3 separate regions of the Mus musculus genome follow, and all the other regions are linked to region 1. Evidence: chromatin loops called from intact Hi-C (ENCODE). Cell type or tissue: heart. All regions are shown on one strand.

The links. A loop is a pair of places that touch in the nucleus more often than their neighbours do. Peaks named below come from ENCODE experiments on the same cell type or tissue, not always from the same donor. Only the 100,000 strongest peaks of a DNase experiment are listed, where the experiment ranks them.
Region 2: it touches region 1 in a loop (4-fold over the local background); 16 of 42 quality-filtered maps call a loop at or near these places.
Region 3: it touches region 1 in a loop (3.0-fold over the local background); 17 of 42 quality-filtered maps call a loop at or near these places.

Annotation. Positions count from the first base shown.
Region 1 is chr7:37,341,462-37,349,461 of GRCm38, forward strand. It overlaps a transcript of Zfp536 not described here. Among named protein-coding and RNA genes, the nearest start is that of Gm30483, 17 kb to the left of the region's middle. In heart, CTCF peaks have their summits at 2,070 (motif pointing left) and 4,762 (motif pointing left); no DNase peak of the experiment used is centred here; H3K4me3 peaks cover 1,304 bases; H3K27ac peaks cover 1,041 bases; H3K27me3 peaks cover 4,420 bases.
Region 2 is chr7:36,691,786-36,699,785 of GRCm38, forward strand. Gm36722 reads right to left here and starts at 6,437. Exons shown (of 3, transcript XM_030243157.1): 1 at 4,072-6,437. The coding sequence starts at 6,325. The coding sequence ends at 5,078. It overlaps Tshz3 (teashirt zinc finger family member 3), which reads left to right and starts at 6,333. Exons shown (of 2, transcript NM_172298.3): 1 at 6,333-6,504. The coding sequence starts at 6,465. In heart, a CTCF peak has its summit at 4,414; DNase peaks (open chromatin) are centred at 4,286, 4,836, 5,546, 6,066 and 2 weaker places; H3K4me3 peaks cover 4,575 bases; H3K27ac peaks cover 3,450 bases; H3K27me3 peaks cover 4,582 bases.
Region 3 is chr7:36,705,605-36,713,604 of GRCm38, forward strand. All of the region lies in intron 1 of Tshz3 (teashirt zinc finger family member 3), which reads left to right. Among named protein-coding and RNA genes, the nearest start is that of Gm36722, 11 kb to the left of the region's middle. In heart, CTCF peaks have their summits at 3,868 and 6,358 (motif pointing left); DNase peaks (open chromatin) are centred at 2,592 and 3,807; H3K4me3 peaks cover 867 bases; H3K27ac peaks cover 1,282 bases.

The DNA of each region.
Region 1 (8,000 bases):
TGGTAGATAGAACAGCCCAAAATCAGCTGACATTTTCAAAAGTCCCTTGACACTCGGAACAAAGAGTCTTCCAGAATACACTTTCCTCAGAGCAAGGAGTCAAAACTACACACAAAAGCCAAATGTCTAAATCCCCCGAATCTAAGCATGGATGGGGAGCGGGAGACGAGGGGGCACTGGGGTTGGTACCCCAGAGCCGCTGTGGGTGCCGATTCTGCAGACACTGTGGGGCCCACTGTGCAGCCTGTAACACAGGGTGCTGCTGGTGGGGCTGCGCTGATGCAGAAGGCCAATCTGCAAGCACCTTGTTCCTCAAATGAGTTTTATAGTCAGTCCTCTTATTCTGTTGCTTCCAGTCTTCCTGGCAGCCTTAAGTGTATTGTTACTCTCTTCAAAAAAAAGAAAAATACCATGTAAAATGTTACCAGCTTTCTATACACATAATAAAATCAATCTTTTGCTACAAGTCTGTTAAATGAAATAGCATGTCCCCAGGAAACACAAGAAGTGTCAGTGTCTGAAAAAAAATATATATATGTATATATATGAATAAAAGTAAAAAAAAGAAAAACCCAAAGGTCAGAATAAAATACAAAGCAGCTCCTGTAAAACTAAGAATAGATATGAATACTTGCATGCATTCTATATAGCATGTGTCCTCAAAATGCCCCACCAGAATGCATGCTGGAGTTCCGATCTGTGGCGTCTTTTAGGCGTTTGCGAAGCCTTCCTGATTCCCAAGATATAGACATTGCACCCATTGACAAGAAATAGACCTTTTGAATTGAGCTGATAAGTTGAAGTGAATATGGCCTTGGATTTCTACTAAAGAATAGGTTATTTATGAGGGATCTATCACCCCAAAGCCTGGTGGCTAAGAGCAAGCAACTAATAAACAGATATAGCCACTATTTTCCCTTTTATGTGGCAAAGGCTTTATCAACAGATCATATTTAAATAAATTGTGCAAACTAAATTCCCAGTTAAAGAACAAACATCTTCCCATGTCTAATGTGATGGACACGAGGCTGATTTGAAGCCACATGCCATCCAGGAAGAAGGGAGCCCCCTGGCATAGCCAGGACTGAAATCCATCAAAGTTCAGATTTGACTGTCTCCTTGAAAGCTGGACGTGGCGATTCGGCAATCTGCGATTTATTTAATTTTAATTAAATTTTGTTTCACATCCTGTTTTGCAAGTCAGCAAGATGGGTTTTGTTTGCCAAGAGGGGGAAATGACACAGAAGGAGAAACTCGCTGTCCAGGGCGGATCAGAGGTGTGAGGCTGGCGTTAGCGAGGCTGAAGCCTTTCTCGGGAACACAGGACTTTGTCTGCAGAGCCTGTCTGGCCCTCAGTATCGCAGCGCCGCTGTCTCCTCACTGAAGGGCCTATTTGTCTGCTTTAAGTGAGATCACTCAATTCTCAAAAGTCAGTGGAGGGCTGTGGAAGGGGGAGGGTTCGGATAGGCTACTCCAAATAAGTTCCATTAATCAAAAGACACAGTGTAATGTAACTAATATTTTACAATTAGGGAAGCCAAGATGCGACTAAAAGCCATCTATCTCTCTTATACCACATGATCATCGATTCATAATCGGAGACTGAGAGTTGCACAAAGATGCATTTACCCGGTGGGGGGAGCCGGGGGGAGGGCCGGCCTGAGCCGAGATAATGAACGTGGTGAGGGCTCACGGCGCTGAAGGCTGAGAAGAGATGACAGAGAGGCTCAATGCTGACGGATGACATGAAGACACTAGCAGATACCTGACAGCCCGCGGGAGCCTCTGCGCTCTTCCCCCCGCATTATGGTCCTCAATTATCCTGGTAAGGGACTAAGGGGGGCACGAGGAGGCCGGCTGAGCCCGTGGTCATCAGCTCTGGGCTGACTTACCACGCTGCCACTATGCGAGGGGAGCAATCCTGCGAACACCACTCTGAGGGGCTATAGCTTCCTTTACCAAGGCTTTCGGGCACATGGGGGGGGGGGACAACGGGGATGCCCAGTTCGCCATCTGTTTTGTAATAAAATTCCCAACTCTTCAAAGAGGCTCATTTTTTTCCTTTACTGCCACCTTCAGGGAAAAGGAAGAGTTGGTCCCCCCCCCAAAAAAAGAAAAGAAAAGAAAAAAGAAAGAAAGAAAGAAAAAGAAAAAGTGAAGAGTGGATTCCTGGGCATTGGGGGGTGGGGGGAGGCTGGTCTCTGTGAAATGAGTCCCTTAGGGACAGCTCAGACTCCTGAAGTGATCTTCTCAGAGCTCCCCCAGTGAATAACGTGGGGTGTGCCTGCCTTAGTCGGGATCTAATTGCAGGAGCTAAGAAACCGGAGTGTGCCGGGGAAGCAGGGGGGGGTGTGTGAGCTCAGAACCCCTCAGTGAGCAGAGGCTTGGGGGACAGTAATCACAGCAAAAAGCACAAACTTTCCCTGGCTTCTGCCTCAGCGCATGCGCGGCCACCTGCTGGGGGGGCCCCTGCGTTCCCACATAGGTTCAGATCCTGCCCCTTAGTTTCTTTGTAAAGACGCAGTTGGCCTCCTCGTGGAGAGAGTCCTCAGAACAAAGGAGAGTGGTGCTCCAGGAGCCGCAGAAACTTGGCATCTTAGAAAGAATGTTGAGGTGGCAGGGCAGGTGGCACGGTAGACGGGGATCCAGGCCTCAGGGAAGGCCAAGAGCCACAGTGGCGGCCCCACCGGGCACAGCGTCCAGCAACTTTTGCTGCCCTGGCGCAGGGCGCTATTTCTTTAAAATACAATACCACAGTGATGTATTTATGTAATAAAAATAAATCCATATTGAAGCTGGAGATCTGAGGAGCCATTTCTACAGCGTTTGTGGGACCGGGGGGCGGGGTGGTTGGTTTGGTTTGGTTTGGTTTTCAATCATTACGTGGCTAACAAATGTATCACTTCCCTGCCTGTCTCTTCCCTCTTTCCTGTCTATTTCAGAGTGCTCCCCATGCCCAGTCTGAAAAGAGACAGGCTGCAGAAAATGCCAGAATTCTGTGTGTATGAGCCTATACAATCTCACTCGGGACATACACTAATGAGAGAGCTCCCTTTGAAAGAGTCCCAGGTGCCCCTGCCTCCTTGCTCTGCAGAAACACCCAGCAGCACAGAAGAGGCTAAGAGAGGGCGTGGGACGCCACTTCTTGTTCCTTCTGAATCACCTTGCTCTGTCACTCCATCCCTAGGGGACGGTGGCTGGCTCAGAGCAGAGGATCCAGGGACACACGGAGTGGTTTGCTCAATTCTTTGTAGCACCTTAATGAAGCTCCCCCACCCCAAATTTACCTAAAAGTGGGAAGGACAAGCCGACTCTGATACCCCAAGAGAGGTGCTGAGTCTGAGGTAAATCAATTCTTCTGGTTTCGGCATAGCTGTAATTGAGACACCCATTCAAAGACCATGTAACTCACTGAATCCTGCCAGAATCGCAGCCAGAATGGCTATAACAGGTTAGGTTTGACTGTCCCAGACACAAACAGGGCACCATTCCGTCTGCCCTTGGGGTGTGGTAAGGCCAGCTGTGCTAGTGAGCCCAAGGTCAGGCCCTAGCTGCTGCAGGTGCTTACCCACCATCACATCGCCGTGAGTGACATCACTGTAGGTAAAACAACAGGACCAAGTGGAAGGTGGCCGGCAAGGCCAGCCTTCCAACAGGAAACTCCAGGCCCAGAGTTGAGTGTGGGGCTGTCAGCACTCACCATCACCATGTTGCCTCTAGATGAAAAGGAAAGGAGAACCCGCAATGTTCAGAGAACTTGACTGTATTTGCCAGAACCTCTCAGTCAGGAAGCCACCGAAAACCCAGCCCATTGTCTCTGGAAGCAGTTTGTGCTTCGAGACGTTGGGGTCGGCATGGATCTGAGTGGCATTGCTTCCCACTCACAGTTCTCTCATTGTGACTTGACCAGACTGAAGACGGGGGGGGGGGGGGATTGGACAAGGGGACGGACACCCAGTGCTCCAAGGGGATGTGACAAGAGGGGTAGCCACAGGCTGAGGGACTTATGCAGTTGGCTTGCCTCGGCCACCTTGCTTGAGGAGAACTGTGGCTTCAGTGTGTCTTACAGGGCCTCCTCCTATTTAGGGTATAAAGGGATTGGGATGTGATTGGGTAGAAGACAGCTGAGAGAATCGTTTATTCTTCCTGATTCTGAGAAGCCAGCTCTGCAGTGATTTTTTTTTGGGGGGGGGGCTCCCAAGCCACAGGCTCCGTTAGTTGTTGCACCACAAACTCTTGTGACCGAATAGATTCGGTTCCATCCTTTCTAGAAGGGGGTGAGTTTTGAGAGATCCCTTGAGCTTGAAAATATGTACAGACAGGTAGGAACCATCAGGAGGGGACAGTAACAGATGACAGGCAGATGTCCCCCAACCTCAGACGACACAGCTGGTAAAGAATTAAACCAGAGAGATTTTGAGATGGCACACAAAACTTCCCCGCAGTAATTTTACTGGCTTTAATATGACAGCACCCTGCAAACTCCATACAAATCATCTGAGAGAATATTAAACCTGGGCAATGTTTTAAATCCCTCTTTAGAATGATGCTCATCTAGAGCTTGTATCCAAATTGCATACAATTTGACCCAGTAATTCGCCACATTTTCATATCACTTGATAATAGGTTGAAACTATTGTTCAAATGCAAAAATTTTGTTATCTACCTTGCCGGCCTAGGCCAGGCAGAAAATTCAGAGACCTAGGGAGCACGCGGTTATTTGTAGCCATAAAGGTGGTCTCTAGTGCCACCTAGAGGACAAGTGGCTGCATGGCATGTGAGTCACTCGGAGGAAAATTAAATACAGCTGAATAATTGAATGAGGGCAAGTTGAATCAGGGGTCACCATCTGTTTGACTAGAATTGTTGGCACATTTCAGCTAAGCCTCGCGCGCCTCGTAAACATGCTTACAGTTATCATAGCTCGCATTGCCCTAAAATAAAAGAGAATTGGTCCTAAAATAAGCTTGAACTAATTATACATATACCATCTTGTCGTCATGGAGACCAGAGTGAAGGTCACCATATTCTTACGGCTTTCGTGAGGGTGTTGGTGCCAAAAACAGACAGGTGATTCTTTCTATCCTGTGGGGAGATGGCGTCTCGGGGATGGATGGCAGAGGAATAGAGAACAAGCTATCACCCATTTCCCCCAACCCATTCTCTCTGATCCCAAAGGAAGGCAGGGTAGGGGTTCTCAGAACTGACACCATACCTGAAGCACATGGGAAGCCTCGGCAAGGGGGACATTGAAGTGCCCCTGCCAATGTTACTTAAACTTCTTCCAAGTTGGACCAGCGGCCCTTGGGGATAACAAGGGAGAAGACATCTTGTCAAAGAAATGGGTGTAGTGTCTGAGTTGGATGCCCCTGCCAGCTTTGTCCAGGAGCTGGTCACTTACCAAGAATCAACATGCTGTGCCCATGTAGGCCGTGTGTGCTGCTGTATTTTCCCAGCAGACATGAAAAACACAAATTCACATGTTGGGGGCGGGGCAGAGAACTCATGTCTTGCCTCATCAATTTTTCTGGTGGATTCCCTCCCCAAAGGGGAAACCTCTTGTTGACCTACATCTCTCTGCACACAGTGGCCTCATTGTCAACATATCTGGAGACAGGGTGTGGATAAATCCCAAACCTTAGTGTGTGTGATTGTGGCTTAAGACCTGTAGTTAGGATTTAGAGCTCCGGCTCGTGTTAGTAACAAGGGCAATGGGGTTTAGAGACGGGAAGATGGGACTCTTGAACATGGGTCCTCCAGCCTCTCCCTCCTTGTTCTCTTAGGATCCTATGAGAACCTCTTTCCCCTTCTCTTCCAGCCTGTGTGGCTAAGAGCATCCCTCTCCCTCTTGCACTGCCGTGTATGCACAACGCGCTTTTGGACGCCACAGTGGAGTGACCCCAACTTCAGTAAAGCCTCCTTCGGGATGCAATTAATGCCTGTTGTCATCCACATTGGCTGGGCTGACACCATCTCAGATTCCAGAGGTGCCATCAAGGTGTGGGGGGGCGCTACCCAGAGACCAGAGGCTGCAAATGGATGCAGAGCGACGACTCCCTTGCCTTGGTAATTAAAAACCATCAAATGAGCTTGCATCTCGACGATCTCCTGCCTCTAGATGCAGTTGAAGACCAGCTCCCCGGAAACCAAATTATGACAATGAGGAAGGAGGAAAGTCGAATAAGCAACCCAACACTATCTCTCTTGGGCAGAATGCCATGCTAAGGGCTGGGAGAAACTCCCTTTAGTCTCCACCGACCTTCTCCAGGCTGCCCTCCCAACAAAAGGGGAAAAGACACACCAAGGAAGGAATTTCCCATTGCTTGGGTGTGGAATACACTATCTGTACGTTGTTGTCCTACACATGGGCTCTACCCCTCCCAACAGAGCCCTCTCAGAGGCCTGACACAGAGACCTGGCAAATAAAGACAGTTTTGGAGCATGACATGGCGGTGATCCGCACCTATCACCTCATACTTGGGAGGCAGAGGCAGAGGCAGAGGCAGAGAGGCAGAGGCAGAGGCAGAGAGGCAGAGGCAGAGGCAGAGGCAGAGGCAGAGGCAGAGGCAGAGGCAGAGGCAGAGGCAGAGGCAGAGGCAGAGGCAGAGGCAGAGGCAGAGGCAGAGGCAGAGGCAGAGGCAGAGGCAGAGGCAGAGGCAGAGGCAGATGAGACCTTCCTTCTAGAGAGCCTGGGCTACTGAGTGAGACTGTGTCCATAAACAAACAGTCTTCCCCCAGGAAACTAGGTAGTGACTGCTTCATACATGCAGGCTATAAACCAGCTCATTCTGGGCTGAGTGAGGCTTCCCTGGTGACTTAGAACATTGGAGTGAAGGTGGTGAACGTGGGGTCCATGAGGGCACCCTGCCAACTGTTCTGAAGCGATTAGAGAAGGGTACGCTGAGGACCAGTGGACTGTGGACTGTACCGTCCCTCTCTGAGAGCATTATCTTCACTCAACCTGATGCTTCTCTCGGGCCACACCACCTGCTACAGCCCTGTCTTGCCTCTTGCATTCTTCCCTCAAGCCTAGGCCAGCAAAAGGTTATGGAGCGCATGCAGGGCTGACGTCCTGGCCCAGTGGTGAGATACACACGGGCCTAGTTCCTAACATGGGTCAGGTTGGGCACCCAGAGTCCTAAGCCTGCAAGGCCAGCGGCCGCCTGGCACCAGGCTATCGCCCTGCCTCACAAAGGAGCAGACCAAGGCTTGTGAGTTCTCTAAATTTCCCAGAGAAGCAGAAGCACAGATTTTGATGTGAACTCCCCCGAGTACTAAATGTTAAGTACCAATTCCAGGCTTTCAGAGGCCCCGTGGGGGCCAAGGCAGACAGGTCTGCAGACGGCTGGGAGCCAGCTGCACCTGCCTCTGACCTCCTTACCTGAATCCCGGCCCAGTCTGGTCCTTCCGCAATGCCTATACCCAGACCTCAGCCTCCAAGGAGGTCCTGAAGGGACAGCCTCCGAGCCCCAAACTGTCCCCAAGGTCACAAGTGACCTTGCCCACTGTGTTCTTCGCCTGCTGTTGAAGCCTCGTACTCCAGGCTCCCCTGAGTCTCCTCACTAGCATGCCTCACTTCTCTGACTATATCTCTATCCCCCTCCCTTCACTACCCAGGCCTGGCCTCAGTAATCCGGCTACATGCCCTGAAATTGCTCTCTGTTCAGAGATTACTATGAAGCGACAGTTAAAGGAGCAAGGTTACTGATAATCCCCACAAAGATGGATTAACTTTTGGGGGAAAAAATCATGCTGGCACCCAGCTAAAGGGACCTTTACTGAATGGGCCTGCATGCTGGTGACAATGGGATTTAAGGCTCTGGTGGCCTCACCACCCCTCTCTTGTACCCGGAAGCATATGGCTCTAAGAGGAAGATGTCTGTCGGGGAGGGTTGGAGGCAATCTGCATCTGTTTCCAGGGGTGGCTCACATCTCAAATGTGTGTCCTCTATGCTCCCAAATGAAGGCCCAATTCCCCAATTGCCAGGAAGCAGAGGGAC
Region 2 (8,000 bases), 650 kb before region 1:
TGGGCATCTCCCACATCCCCATCAGCAAAGAAGTAGCCATTCCTGGCCAGGGGCGAGTCTCACTCTTGGCCAAGGGTGAGTCTCTACGTGGCCAGCATCAGCTATCTTGAATATAGGTTTTGTTTGGTTTTTAAATGTCCAAATGGTTTCTATAAATATATTTCACTCAGTGGAGTTGGAGCGAGAGCATGCAATGATGTAGGGGGGATTTGGAGAAAATTCTCCCTTAGAACCCAAGTCCGAAGGTAGGAGTCTGACCAAAGGGCATTTTCCTTGGAAACTCTGCTCTTGAAAGGAGCTTAAAGCAGCTCTGTCCTGTTAAGACCGAAGTACAAAGACTTTCAGTTTTCTCCATTTAACCGGCGATCTCCAAAAAGTTTTCCCGTAACTTCGGTAAACGAATGAAAAAACATTTCGGAAGAAAACGGAGGTATTTGAAAATAGGGCTGGGGGAGGGAAGAAGAGATGGGGGACTGGCACAGTGGATAACGAAGCTGCCTGGCTTACGCCTAGACCCAACCCCACCCAAGATCATCTCCTGTCCCTCTGCTGTTAGGTTTAGTTTCTGTTGAGATTTTCTTTAAGCTAACTGCCCAGGAATCTAGGATGGGGAGTGGGGATGAAGCAAAAGGAAGGGGAAGCAGCAGGCACCAGCTTTCTTGGGGGATGGAAAGCTCTACCTCTGGGATTTATAACCAAAGTCCTCGCTAATCTAGTGAACTAGCTTCCAACCTGCCCCATCTGCATCCCGGAATCCCGGGACTGATCACCCGCAGCCAGGCTACCTGGGAAGCCCTACAGCCCTTTTGCTTTTAAGTCAGAGTTCAGCTAAAAACCCACAGACTTGCACTGGCCATGTAGTCAAAGTTGGGTCTTTTCTTCTGAGTCCCAAGACATAAGAAATTAGCAAACTAGATACGATACCAGGAGGGGGATGGAAGTGTGTGCCTGCATATGTGGCTGTGTCTTCCTGTGTTGGATTTGGGAGGTGCTTATAATTCTTGGTTTTGCATAAAGCCATTCTCTTCCTTTTCTTACACGACTGTCGCCCACCCTTAGTCTCATTCTCCTTGCACCCTGATACAGCTCTCCAGAAGCTGGAGAGAAGTGGCATTAATCTACCTAATCCACCGCCCTGATTTTCAAAGGTTTATTTCAAGTTCAAACTGTAAACGTTCTTGGGGAGAATTTACAAACAAAACATCTGGTTTCTTAAAACAAAGCTACCAGGAAAAAGAGAAACAAACTTTCCCTGCTGTGAGAAAGTACCTTTAGCAAACAGGCTAAAGCCTGACTCAGGCCCTCCTAACCTCAGGCTCTGGCAGGGACTGAAGCCCAGTGCCAGGTTGAGGTAGTAATGTTAGGACTCATGGCATTTTTCCACCACTGCCTAACCCAGAAAAGTGAGGGGGAAAAAAGCAGGTCCATTAGGCTTCTGACCATTTCAGGCTGGAGATGAATTACTCCTGGGGCCTCTTGTCAGGGCGCAACCCTGGGTTGTTGCCAAAGGCCCATGCTATCACCAAAGTCTCCCAGAGTCCTTGTCCTTCAAGATGATCCTTCCACGGACTCAGCATGTACCCCCGTCTGAGGTCAGACTTTAGGCTGAGAGACACCAGCCAGCCCTAGCTCCAGGTCCTGGAATGATGGCATTCAGGATTTTTTTCTTCTAGGTGGGCACTCAACTAAGAGACACTCCAGCCTTCCTAGGACCAGAAGGGCTGTCATTTAGCGGCCATCTAGAATACAAACTTGTCTGCCTCCAGGCATAGCCAAGCCACTACATCCCATCATACAACTGTAAACAGTATACTGGGCAGTGGGGGCAGGGGGCTAGACTCCTTGCACCTCAGAACACTGTTTTGAGCCATGTCTCTAATTGGTATACCTCACCCTCAAGGGGCTCAGGCTAGCCAAGGTGGATGAAACTTATGATAAACGGTCCCAGGAATGGAAACCCAGGGCTCAAAATTGGAAAAGCTTGGTAGGGTGTTTCACCCCTGACCTAGACAACTCTCTCTGGGAGTCTTCTGGAGATTCAGCAGGAGGTAGAGGACCTCTGAGTCTTAGATGCAGTCTCAGGGGTGGTCAAGATTGCCTCTTTGGCTCTTGGGAACGTTGAAGGGGTCATAATCTGACCACCCAGTTTCAAGGTGAGTCTCCTGACCGAGATGCCAACTCTCAGTTTCCCCCATGGGCTGGCACTGAGTGTTTGGATGTTTCTCTTTATTCATCTCCTTCCTTCCTCTGTCTATTTTTAGGGGTTTAAGAAATTATTCTCAGAAACGCGGCACCTCCCAAAGGTAGACGTATTTAACTTAAGACATTTACTACCCAGCATAATTCAAAGTGGACCAGAAGTTCCTAGGTACTTGCACAGACACTGAAAACCCATTGTTGCTTTTTAAAAAGATAACCGCGTCTCTGTGAAGAGTAGAGGGAACGATTTCTACATAGTAGATCTTTCACAGAATTCTATATCCTCTACCATGCTCAGGCTTTTCCGCCCTCTAGTAGAGTGAGAAAACAGCTGGACCGCTGGATGAGGCGGTGCAAGGAGCCGCGACGTCTTACAGCACAGGTTACTGTCCTGAGCGTGCCTATGCAACACTTCTCTGGCCTTTCCCAGAACCTAGCAACCCTTAGCGCTTGCCTGAACGCGGCTCTTTTCCCATCGGGATCCCCTAACAGCGATATGAACTGCAGAAAGGGTTGCTTGCCGTCGGGATAGTCGACAGAAAATATTTACAATAATAAAGTCAGGTCAAATGCCAGGCAGACTTCATTCAGATGTCAGAGAAGTAGGACCCCACACACACCCTTCCCCTGAGGTTCTTAAAGAATCGAAAGGCCTCTGGGAGGGACAGACTCATGGGGACACCTGTGCTTGTGTGTTTACCATCTGAGTAGATCCAGAAGGAGCAGAAACCAAAGAAGTACAATAGGAAGAACTCGAAAATGCAGCCTCGGCAGCCAGGAATTATCTGCAAGCTCTGATTTCTCAAACATATGGCTCTGCCCTTTTTTTCCCCCCTGTAATGACATGTGAACTTCAGAGTTACTACTACCAGACGCCATTTCTTCCTATACAGAGCCCTTCATTTTCACGGAGAGTCCATCAGTTGGCATTTCTCCATGTCAGGCCCTGGAAACAGCGGTCAGCCCGGCTATACAAAGTTTTTATTGTTGAAATCTTGTTAGATGCAGAGGGGCAAACCCCACAACCTAGTACCTCGCCAGGTTAAGGAAGTTAAGGTCCTGCATTCAGGTAGCATTCAGGTAGCTTCAGGGTCTACTTTGAGTTGGGTGAGAATTTGGGGAACCCTTCTCTTTTAGTTACACCCAACCTTACAGCAGAAGGGAAGATAAATCCTAGGGAAATATAAGGAGTAGGCTGACCTTGCCTACTTTCGCTGTTTCAATGTTCCATCCGTAGAACGACCTGAAAAACTATGCACATGTTGGGATCCCCCAAAGGTGAATGGGTGCATGTAGCTAAAAGAACTCAGCAGAAATGGGAATCCAGGCGGTGCCAAGACGGCCGAGTCTGTTTGAGTGCCCCATCGGGCAAGGCAGTGTGGTCGCAGCGTGCACTCCGCACAGCCCGTGTTGTGCGTGACAGGCTGTCGCTGCAATGTGCAGTCCATTGACACTGATGGATGCGCCAATGGTTGGACGGACAGATGTTAGGGCGGATCACACAGTGCGCGGCGCCTGAGCAGGGAGGGCTAGGCACTGGCAAGCAGGGGTGAGGACGGGCGACAGGGGAGCCGCTTGGGTCACGGCACGAGGGTATGAGGGGTGGGGGTGGGCAGCGAGAGAACGAAGGTTGAGAGAGCACCAAAAGAAAGCAAAGGGAGAGGGAAGCATCCTTTGGGCGAACTCCCGGTGCGTGGTACCCAGCGCTATGAACACGTCGCCGCCGCCGGCGTGCCTAGATGGGCTCTCCCCGCTTTGAATGTAAGCCAGACCTTCTGGGTCTGACCTCCAGGGACAACGACCCTCCTTCAGGTCAGAGGGGCGCCGCGGCCACCTGAACCGTAAGGCCAACGGCGGGGCCAGACGACTCACCGATCCCTCGCTCGCAAGAAGCTTTACGCGCCGAGGCCCGCGTCTCCACGGCCTGGAGGAGACGCTGCTTCGGCCTCTGAGGCCGCAGGCATCAGACACCCCAGGCGCACCCACCCACGGGTACGCGACACACACACAGGCAGCTCGGGAGCTCAGCCGCAGCCGGCTTCTGGCTCTCGACTCCGCCCGGGATCCACACCGGGTTAACTCAACTCTCGAGCGCCTAGGCGCTGGAGCCGGCTTTATAGCCCCGGAGGACAGCAGCCACACATCTGCATTCAGGGAGGCGTCTGGACCCAGCCCAAGCCGGCCGGCCGGGGGCGAGCGGAGACTTTTGATCTTACCGGTAGGGTGAGATCTTGGTCTCCTGGTCTATAAGAAAAAGAAAGCACGCTGTGAACTTTTAAAACAAACTTGAAAAACCAACCACAAAGAAAGCATGAAAAAGAGACAGGGCTGAATAAGAGGGAAGAGAAGAATAAGTTTAAAATAAGAGGAAGAAGAAGAAAAAAAGAAGCAAGAAAGGAAGGCCAGGGTTTGCAGCTCCCAGTGCGCTCAGGCAGCTAGTCCTGGGGCGCAGGGTGCCGGCCCTCGGGTAGACTGTGGGCCTCGGGGCTCACGTGGGTTTCAGGGTCCCAGCCGGAGCACCCAGATATAGTGCTGCTCCCGGGAGCTGGGGGCCCAGAGGCCACCCCAGCCACCGCCGCCCAGAGCCCGCTGCGCCGCGGCCGCCCCATTCCCGGCCTAAGAGCTGGCCCAGGGAGACGCAATCGAGCCCGCAGCGCATCGATGCGCCGCCGCCCGCGCCTCTCAAGCTCTGGCTGGCGCTCAGCCGCCACCGCTCGAGGGTCGCCCGCGTGAATTCCAGCCCACCCGCGCCCTCACCACCAGAGTAAGTGAGCCCACGTCGCCCTGTCGCCACCGCAGCCTTCCAGCCGCCTCCTTCCCGGGGCACATCGGCCGAGTCTGCCCGGAGCCTCTGCGACCCCAATCACTCAATCAATAATCAATCCCCTTCGTCCAGAACTGCCCCTAAGCTGGGAGCGGCTGGGGCAGTACCCTGTCCAGGGCGCACCCCGGCGGGGGATGGGCAGGGGAACCCGAGTTTCTTCTCCCTCCCCCGTTCCCGCCTTGGCAACCTCCGACGCAGTGGGTGGGGGGCGCGGCCAGTAGCCCAAGGGGGCGAGACGCGGGGTGCTGAGACGGTGATCGTCCCAAAGTCAGTAAAGGAAACTTGGAGGTGCCCCCTCCCATGCTTACCCCCGAAACAAGCCTGGGAAAGTTTGTGGCGGGGGTGGGGTGGGGGAACGGAAGGAGGTAGCCACTGTAGGTCCCAGGAGGGAAGACCCAGAGCCCACACCCATGTCAGCCCGCACATCTTCTCTCCAGGGCACCCCCGGGGCCCTGGCATCTTTGATAGGGGTACCATCCCAACTAGGGGAGCGCTCTGGGGCTGCACGCGGCGGGTGGAGAGGAGTGTGGGCCGGGAGGGGCAGCCGGGAGCAGCCCGGGGTTGAGACCGGGTGGGGAAGAGGGATGGGCGGGGGCTGTGGGCGCCCCGGGACGCGCTCCGCAGGGCGGACCCCGCGCCTTTGCGAGAGCGCTCGGGGCGGAGACGGAGGGCCAGCTCCGGGTGTCTGGACTTGGGCGGGGGGCCCTGGGCAGGCGTCCGGGCCAGGACCCAGGCTGGGGGCGCCTCCGCGGGCAGGCGAGTGACACGATCATCTCCTTTTCCTTTAAGCTTGCCTGTTGCCGACGCCGCCGCTCCAGCCGCGCCGTGGGCAGAAGACTGGACCGCTGAGCCCCGGGCCGCGGCGGCGGCGGCTGCGCCCCCCCTCCACCCCCCCCCCCCCCATGCCTTGACCTCCCTGCCTGGGGGCGGGAAGCGGGGCAGGACCGACCGGGGTCGCTCCTGGGCTCCTCCTCTCATCTCTCTGCCCGCCTTCTCCTCCTTCACTCCCCGCCCCCCAGCCCCGAACCCCGCGCACCTCGTCTGGGGACGGGGCGGGGGGGGGGCAGGGCGACCGCTCCTCCCCGCCCCCTCCTCCTCGGGCCTCTGGAGCGATTTGTCAAACTTCCCATTCCGCCGGCAGCGCGGTCCTCCTCCTCCTCCTCCTCCTCCTCTGCCTCCTCCTCCCCCTCGCGCTCCTCCTTCCCCGCGCCTCCCTTGCCCGCCCTCCTTCCCTCCGCACGTTCGGGGATCGCGGCGGAGCGCAGCGAGGGGGGGACGCGGAGAGCCGGGGCGCAGCAGCATCCTGCGGGCGGCCGCTCTCCGGGGGGGAGGCTGCGAGCAGGCCCGCCTCGCCCCCCCCCCGCCGCCCCTCCCTCCCTCGGCTCAGCCCGGCAGCGGCGGCGGCGGCGGCGGCGGCGGTGGCAGTCGCGGGAGAAGCATCATGCCGAGGAGGAAGCAGCAGGCGCCCCGGCGCGCAGCAGGTACGAGCGGCTTCCCCTTCCTCCTCCGGTCCTCCTCCTCTTCCTCTGCTCGCGCCGCGCCTCTGGGCCGCCGGCCCCCGCGTTGCTCGCCGCACTCCTCGCCTCTCTCTCATTTTCTGTCTGTCTCTGCGGGCGCTGAGTAACTCCGGGAGCCCGGCTGGCTCGGGGCTCTCCTGCCCGGGTGCGCGCGCCCCCCAGTTGCCCCGCTATGTTCTTCGCTCGACCGGCTCGCACACCCTCCTGGGGACCACCGAGCCGGCTTAGGTCCCCGCCTCTGCCGATCCGGCTGCAGCGGGGAAGGCGCTCTCCAACCCGTGCCTTTTGGTGGGGGGCGGGCGGGGTCACCTGAGTTCTCTGGGACATCTTCCGCGTTGTCCCGGGCAGTACCCGGTGACTACCGGGACCAGAGCGAGCAAGAGTGAGCTAGCGGATCCCTCTGGCCACCTTACTGCTAATTCGATTGATTCTTCATTTATTGGGCCCAAACCCGGTACAGCGGTGGAAACCAGAGCGCACTGGGTCTGGGTATTGTCAGATGACTGTCAGGTCAGTGTTGGATGCTGACATTTCCTCCATTCCTGAATGTCTTCTTACCCCCTCCCTCTCTTTCCGCTGCTGCTCCCTACCCTTTTCTAGCACTTAGTTCTGGGACATATCTGAGTACTCCCCCCTCCCTCTCTTTTTCTGCCAGGAACGTCAACTCCTGTTAGGACTGAGCTGATTTTTTTTTTTTTTTCCTTCTGGAAAAGAGATTCATTGAAAACAAAACAAAACCCACACACATAACATTATTTTGCAATAATGTCGGTTGGGGGCACGTTGGCTGGAAGAAGGGTTTCTGGCCGGTTGCCACCCTTGATTTGATGACTGATTGATCGCCCGTCATGCCTGTGCCTTTGATCTATTCATTCCCAATAAACATCAATAAATCACTTGCAATAGTGAGGCCAAGCTCCGTGACGTCAGGAGGGCCCTGTCAGTGCAACTTCAGGGATTTGGGGCGGCTTGCCGAGAGAGGACCACATATGGACGTGATGTATTTTGATATGAATAACACTCAGACGTGCAGAGGCTCAGACGCTGCCTGAAGGGGAAGGTTGCTTAGGAGTCCTTTTCTTTAATCTTCTTTCTTCTCACTTCTCTTTTGATAAAAGAGGGGAGGGCTGAGCGAAGAAGGGTCACCGAGGTAATGTTCCACGTGCTGGTGGGATACAGGCTAGTGATGGTGCTATGCAGGCTGCTGCTGCTGGTGATTGCCATCAGACCAGCGGGGCTCCCACCTCAGCTGCACTCTGGCCTTCAGTCTCTTTACCAGGGTCACAGGGAAGCAACCATAAGGTACTTCTCCCAGAAGTGTATTGGTCTGACAGTGTTGTGAAGAAACCTTAGGGGGGAGGGGGATTCAACTTGGTTTGGTGCATAGAATGAAGGCATGTTTTCCCTCTGTACTCTCAGTGTTACCCAAATTTAGAAAGTTTGAAGATCCCAACAGAGAG
Region 3 (8,000 bases), 640 kb before region 1:
TTCCTTAAAGATTTGGCCAATTAAGAGAAGGTTTTTGTCTGCTGTAGAGGACAGAGGTAAAGGCTTCAGAGGTGGCCATGACACCAGAGGGTGGTATAAGAGGGACTGAGAGCTGGGATATCTCTGCTCCTTGGGATTTCTCATGATGGAGGATTATGGGAAATGGGGGTGGGATGGAGAGAATGCATATGCTCACTGGGTAAGTGGGAAAGATTAGTTTTCTATAATAATGTAAGGGAAATACAATGCAGCGTATTTACTTCAGTATCCACATTCTGTATGTTTCCTGGACTCATTGTGTGTTTATGTTTGCGTGTGTGTGCATGCATGTGTGAGTGTGTATATGTGTGTGTATGAGTACACGCGTGCGCGCATGTGCGTGTGCGTGCGTGTGTGTGTGTGTGTGTGTGACTGTTCATGATATCCCAAGGCCCATGTTGCCTGTTTTTCTGGAGCCACCTCATCACCCCCACTTCCAGCTCCACTGTGCCCAGAATGAATCCATCTCTTCCACAGGGCATAGAAGTTGGCCTGAGATGCTGGAGGCAAAAGGCTCATGGGGAATCCCTAACACGTGTAAATTATTCTCTCCCAATGCAGCTCGAGAGTGTGGGTAGTGTGGCGGGCCGAGGCAACATACCGTTTAACTGTTTTCCCTCTTGGGTACCCTGGATTAAGGCAGCTTGTTGATCTTGTGGACGCCCAACTGCAGCCACCGCCTGTCCAGACATTGTTACAGAGAACCTTTTAAAGCCTTATAACCCAGGGTGAACTTGACAAGAGTTTCCGTGAGATTTCCACTATCTATCTATCTGTGAGTTTTTGAGACAGCATCTTGCTATGTAGCCCAGGCTGGCCTAGAATTTACAGTCCCCCCCCCGCCAACCCCCTGCTTCCTGAAGCTCCTTGCATGCTAGGATGACAGGCCTGTGTCCCCATGGCTGTCCTTCGTGTGTCTTGAGTGGTCACACACAAAAACAAGCAAAGGTGCATGCGTGAGAAGGGATTTCAGTGTCGCCTAGGAAGGCCAAGAGCTGTGTAAAGGGAGCAGAGATGCCCCACCTTGTGTCCAGGGCTCCTTGTTGACTTTAGTGCCGGGCTGCAGACCTAAACCCAGGGAGAGCAGGTCTTGCACAGGTGGTCAGCATAGGCCTGGGTCTGGGCCTAGCCTGGGCTGCAGACCTGTAGCCTCCGTCCTCAGACTCCGACTCTCAGGCTGGTTTTGATGTGTGGAATGATAAAAGGTCTGTGAACTGCATAGGCCCCTGTAATCAGGGCGGGCGCTGACATCCTCCTCAAGTTTGACAGCTCCTTCCTTTTCTGTCCTCACCGCCAGCCAGGCCTTTCTCAACCAGTCGCGCCAGCCACTGCCTCCCCCTCTTCTCTCTTGCTGCCCGCCCGCCCACCACCCACCCACCCTTCCTCTCCCTGTCCCCCTTTCTCTCTCTCTCTCTCTCTCTCTCTCTCTCTCTCTCTCTCTCTCTCTGTGTGTGTGTGTGTGTGTGTGTGTGTGTGTGTTTCATGTTCTTGATCAGTCTCAGATGCCAGGAATTATTTTTTGTCGCCCGGGAGGGGGAGCGTTGGTTTAGGTTTGTGGGTTTGGGCAGGTGTGAGAGGAAGTCTCCCCCCTCTCCTTCTCTCTCTCTCTCTCTCTCTCTCTCTCTCTCTCTCTCTCTCTCTTTTTGTACTGTAGGCCTGTTGCTAATTAATGTTCCCCCATAAGATTCTGTCGGAGTTGAGTAATGTTTTTGATCTTTATGCCTGATAACTGCATACTTAATGAGATTTCAAAGCTGTGAGTGCAGCTTCCTACAATTATTGACAGATGCCTTTTCTTTGCCATTGGGTTCAGCTCCATAAATCCTCCCGCCGTAATGAGGTTGAGCGGTACCACCCTGGCAGTGAGCTAATGAAAGGGGGGAGGGCGCATCGGCGCACGGCTGTCTGACACATTTTTTTCCTTTAAAATTTACTATGCAGATGTCAAGCTGCGGGCCGATTACTTCAAACATGCTAATTTTTATCTTGCTTTTGTGTCAGCCCTTTGCCATTAAAAAAATAAATAAATAAAAGGACTAACCTTCCTGCCCTCCAGTTCAATTCTTTTATTATTTTTAAAAATTTTTTTTTCTAATTGTATTTTTTAATAACCCCCAGCGTGTGCCTGCTGGGGGCACTGACATGCACACAGGCTTTCCCAGGTATCTGGTGGTGGGATTGGTTTAGGGTGTGCATAAGTGTGTGTGTGTGTGTGTGTGTGTGTGTGTGTGTGTGTATGCGTGTGCGAGCTTCCACCATCAGAAGGACAGGGGGAGGATAAAGTGCGATTTCCCCAGGCCTCCCGGCAGCCTGCCCTAAGTATGCACTTGAAACGTCGGAGAATTCATTTCAGAGTTCTGAAACTAAATCCTGGTGGAGAAGAGCCTCGCCATGCCAAACAGTCGATTTCCTTTTCAGCGGACTCATACATCACTGACCCACCCTTTCCCCCTGACAGAATGACATATGTCATTTATCATATGGGCCCTGGCCAGACAACAGCGAGGGGAGGGAAGCCCGGTTGTCCCCTCCTCCTCCAGTACAGTGTGGCTTGCTCACGAAGCTCTGCTGATTTGGTGAGAGAGGCAGAGGGAGGAGAGAGGAGAGGCAGGGAGATGGGAGGCTGCAGCTTGCCCTGTAGATGGCTGTCTTCTTTGGGGTGTGTGGCGTGGCACGGGGGTACGAGATTGGCTGCGGCACCAAAGATGCTGTATCCCTTTCTATGATCTGCCGAGCCACACTGCTTCTCTTCTGATGCATGACGTCCGTCCCTGTCCTTCCTGTGTCCCCTTCTCTCTCCTCTCCCTACTTCTTTTTCTTCCCTTTAGTCCAGAGTAAGGAAGGCAGTTGACAGGTATCATTCAAGCAAGGCCCCGCGTGTGAGGGGTGGGATAAATGAGTCTCGGGGCTCCTGGCTTCACATGATTCAAACGTACGTTATTGAAGATGGATGTTCCTTAAAAAAAGATTGATGGTAGATGCTGGGCTAGGGGTGCCATTTATCATTTTGAATATTATTTAGACTTGCCGAGTAAACCTGTAACTTGAGAGTTGGACCAGCCGGGGCTGGCTGTGGGCGTGTGTGTGTGTGTGTGTGTGTGTGTGTGTGTGTGTGGTGTGTTTCATCGATTGGCCTTGGGCTCTCATTGCTGCTGAATAGATAGGAATCCCCCCCCCCACCTTGTACTTATAATAGAGGACCTCCCAAAACATGAAGGCCGGGAGGGGTGAAGTTTTCATTTTGAAAAAATTTCAAGGACATGGGGGAAAAAGAAGTGTCTGTGATTGGCACTAAAGCTAACAAGCAAGGAACTAACTAACTGCCTCTCTCTCCTTCTCCCTCTCTCCCCTCTCTCTGCCTTTCTTCCCTCATAGAGGCAGTCACGTACCAAACATTAAAATATAAACAGAGCCGTAGTTGCTGAAGCCAGAACCCTTGTTTGATTTAAAAAAAAAAAATAACAAACTCTGTCATGCTTCTTTTTTTTTAAAATCTGTATTGAAAAAGCTTTAGCACAATATAACTTAAAAAATAGCATAATATAACTTAAAAAAAATACTGGTTGGCTTGGTTAGCAGTGTGAGAGTGAAGTAGAAAAACACTTGTATGTCTCAAGAATATTTTAGATAAAAAATGATGCTTTGTGGCTCCCTGCCTCTGCTCCCAGCAGCCTCTTTTTCTTTGTGTCTGCACTCTGTTCTCTGCAGCTGGGCCCCCACAGACCCCCACCAGGACTGATGTGGACAGCTGTTTGCAGGCCCTGCCAGTTAATCATTTCTGCTGCTTTTGCACCCTCAAGCTCTGTGCACTGGGACACCCCCACCTACTGGAAGTACTTAGGGACGCAGGCTGGCTTGCCACCAGAGCCCCCAGCTGTCTGGAGGGAGGCTGTGGCAACCTGATGGCCTGTATACATACTATTCTGCGTTGGAGCCCTTGGTGCCTGGCTCCCTGATGGAAAAAGGAAAAGAGAAGCTGTGGGCCTCCCTGCTCCAGCCTCCTAAACTGCAAAATATAGTGCAGACTTCATTGTCAGGAGCAGTGTTCATATTCAGTATGCAACTTTATTTGGGTTGCTGATGAGATAGAAGGTTTCTTGTGTGACTTACAGTGTGGCCATTCATTTTTAAGAATGATGGGACAGAAAGTTAGATGGAGATTTTCTTTTTTCAACTATAAAATTAAGAATCTAGAACTTGTGGAAGGGTAGAATGTATGTGCCTAGAGAATGCTGGGAAGAAACTCCCTGCACACGTGAAAAGTATTGGAAGCTGAAAGAATTGGGACTCTGGCTGTGTGCTAGGTAACAGGCATTTGTGTGTGTGTGTGTGTGTGTGTGTGTGTGTGTGTGTGTGTGTGTGTGTGTGTGTTTGTACACGTGTATGTGTGCTCGTGTGTGCCTGTGTACGTGCCTGTGTGTGTGATTTGAAATAACTTTATTAGCACTCAGACACTTTGCTCTGCCCACGGCCATGGCTTAGGGTCCACTCCGGGGCTTGCCCAGCGGTTGCCTCAAACCGGGTAGAATCAGATCCATCTTTTGTTGGTGCCTGGTACCACATCAGGCTAGTCCAGCTGCTGCTGTCGCTGCTTGCTGAGACTTCCCGGAAGAAGGCAAAACTTTGATCGCCTGCCCTTGCACCGGGCAGTGTCGGAGGTAATTAAGAGTACAAGTACTGATTTGCAGAAAGAATTGTAAACACCTTTGATACAAAATGCTGCCTTCCCATTTTTTTTTTTTCTGATTAGGAAAACTTTGCTGCTGATAGGTATAAAGTCCGGTTCAGGTATAATTGGTAAGGAACGGAGTGCACTCATGGGAAGAAATCTTGTTTTGTTTTTTGTTCGCTTTTCTTCTTATCCCCTTTTCTCAGTTTTATGGCTGGAGACATGATTTATTGCAACCATCCATCTTGGGGGCTCATCCATCACACCCGGGTTGCTAGGAGATTGTGGCAGCAGCTGTTTGCTCTGAATCAGACAGAAAAGTTGTCAATCATCAAAGGCAGGTGAATAGCATTAGAAACACGCTATTGTCAGACGGAATAATTAATCAAAGAGAGAAAAGATAATTAAAAAGATATGACCCTTGCAAGTACTTGCTCTGGTTTGCCTGGAAAAAAAAAAGAGAAAGAAAGAAAGAAAGAAAAACGGCCTGGTCTTTTCTAGACACTTAAGCAGCTGAGGGCTGATAAAATATGCACTCTGCAGTGCATGGCTTTTAATTAATTGAAAAAGGTTCAACATTCAAAGACGATGCTGGAGAAAAGTCCAGTTATGAGCAGAAGTAATATTTATTGTTTGCATGAAGGGCTTGACACAGAGTCTAACTTTCTGTTACAAATCTCTGGTGTCCCCGCTTGGTAAGGAGGTGTGGGCTGGAGTCTGCAGGTAGCCTGTGTGCTTATGTTTCCTGTGCTGCCGGCCCACCACGTGACCACAGTGGGACCCAGCCAGCTGGGGCATAGTTAGTTGCCTTTCTGTCTTTCTGGTAACTCTGAGAGAACCCAATTCTTTAAAGTAGGGTTGATTTTATAAAAGTCAAAGTGGGAAGATTGAAGGGCACACTACAAACTGTCCCCAGTGCAAGGTTCCCGTCCCTTCACTTGTGTGCCCAGAACATGCCATAACATTTTCAAAGGAACACTTTGGAGGCTCCCATTCGGCAGGGGGCCTGCAGCATCCTGTTTAAAAAGGAAGAAGAAAGAGAAGGAGGAGGGGGAGGAGGAGGAGGAAGAGGAGGAGGAGAAGATGAAGAAGAAGAAGAAGAAGAAGAAGTAGAAGAAGAAGAAGAAGAAGAAGAAGAAGAAGAAGAAGAAGAAGAAGAAGAAGAAGAACAACAACAACAACAACAACAACAACAACAACAACAACAACTACTACTACTACTACTACTCCAGACAGGGTCTAGAGATCATTTTGAGTGTCCGTGTTTCCTCAAAGATATATTCATAGACTAGGAAGTTAATTCCTGTTCTCTCTGAGGCTAAAATATTCCAGAGGAATTGGGAAAATGTATTAAAGACAAGATAGAAAGTGGCAGATCCCGAGCTGCCTTCCAGTTAAGCATGCTGCAATCCCCGAAACAGATCTACTCTTTTATTTTTGGGTACTCTGCTTGATTTTCACACCACTCTCCTCCCAAAGAATAGCAGGACTTCTAAAATTAGCAGAACACAGAAAGGCTTGACTATTAGGATTCATGAGAAAAAAAAAAGAAAGCAACTTCTTTTTTTTTTTTTTTTTTCTTTTTTAATACACTGAAACAGTTGTGTTCAGGACACACCAGATCAGAGCAGTAGCGCCCCCATCTGGAGCACCATGCTTGGACAAGCACTGGGAATCTGTGGATGTGAGTCCCAAGGACAGGACAGTACACCCTCTCCTATGATGCACTTGGAAGCCCAACTTTGGAAGATACAGACCTGGCCTTTTGGTGAAAGAGAAAGACTCAGATAAGCCTCAGCCGCTGGGGGCCCCAGAGGGGACTCACTTGTTCAGGTGGCTGGAGGGTGTTCCTAGTCAGAGCTTGACCTCAAGATTTTGACTACAAGGGACTCTAATGCTTTTGAGTCAGCATCTCCTTGGTGGGTTCCTGGGCTCTCAGGTGATTCTGGGAAACTGCCAAAGACCTATAGTTTTCTGACCACATACCAGTTGTCTTTCACCTTCAGGGTCTTCTGGAGCAGTCCTCGCTCATGACACACTAGCACAGACTTGGCTGTGCTGGAAAGTCCGCGGGTGCCTTGCTGGGGTATGAGCAGTTTCTTTGGTGGCCATAGCAGGTGAGAGGTGCTTCTTTTCCCAGGATATACAGCTGTTTGGAGGTAGTCCAGAGGTGTGTGTGTGTGGGGGGAGGGGGAGTTCATTTAGTTTTAGGCTTGTGTGTCTCGGGTGGGCATGTGTGTGTGAGTACAGGTGACTGTAGAGGTCAGAAGAGGGTGTCTGATTCCTTGGAACTGGGGTTACAGTTGGGCACGAATCTCTTAGATGCAAGTGCTTGCTGGGAACCACAGTCAGGTCTTCTGCAGTATACACCGTCTTCGCTCAGGGATTTTTTTTCCCCCTTGCTGTAGCAGTGGCTGTTCTAGAATTCTCTTTGTAGACCAGGCTGGACTCGAACTCAGAACTCAGAGATTCACCTGCCTCTGCCTCCCGAGTGCTGGGATTAAAGGTGTGCACCATCATTGCCTGCTTGGCTGAGGGATTCTTAAGATTTGTCATTTTGTCGTTTCCCCTTGTCTAATAAATGCTGATAAGACACTTCGCCTAATGTCAAGCAAAGTCATTCCAAAACCTGGAGTTTCATGGGGAAGGCCTAGCATTGAAAGTTCCCCTTGCTATATAGATGGGGCATTTAGGAATTGACATACAAAGATCCTCAACCTTTAATGCTAGTGAAATTAGAGAGAGATCTGCTTTATTTTAAAGAAGGAAGTAAAACCGGGGGTGTGAGGGGTAAAGTCCAGGTTCTGAGAAATTTAGGCTTTTTTTTTTTTTTGTCTCTTCTTTGGGTTTCTTGCCCCTGCTCCCCCTGGTGACCCCTGGTGGCAGTTGAAGTGACTCACTAAAGGAGAGAAGGGCGCAGGGATGTGGAACACACAGTTGCTTCTTAGGAGAGGACCTGGTCCCATGTGAAGTTTGGTAGGGATTTCCCAGTCCCCCATCCTGGCTTATGATACAAGGATTCCTGTATCTCCAAGAGACTTGGCAGGACAGAGCCACCGCTATGATTTGGTTATTGTTATTGGATCCTGTTCCTATCCTGTTGTCCATGAAATTAGAATTAGCCTAGGCTGGTCTTTCTTTCACCATATAGCTTGGGTTGGCCTTTGAAACTCCAAATCCTCCTGTCTCAGCCTCTGGAGGAGCACTTAGTATTATAGGCTACGCATACACCAGCTACCAAGTCAGAATGTATGGCTGAAAAACCCCGGACTCGCTGACTCCCCACTCCCCA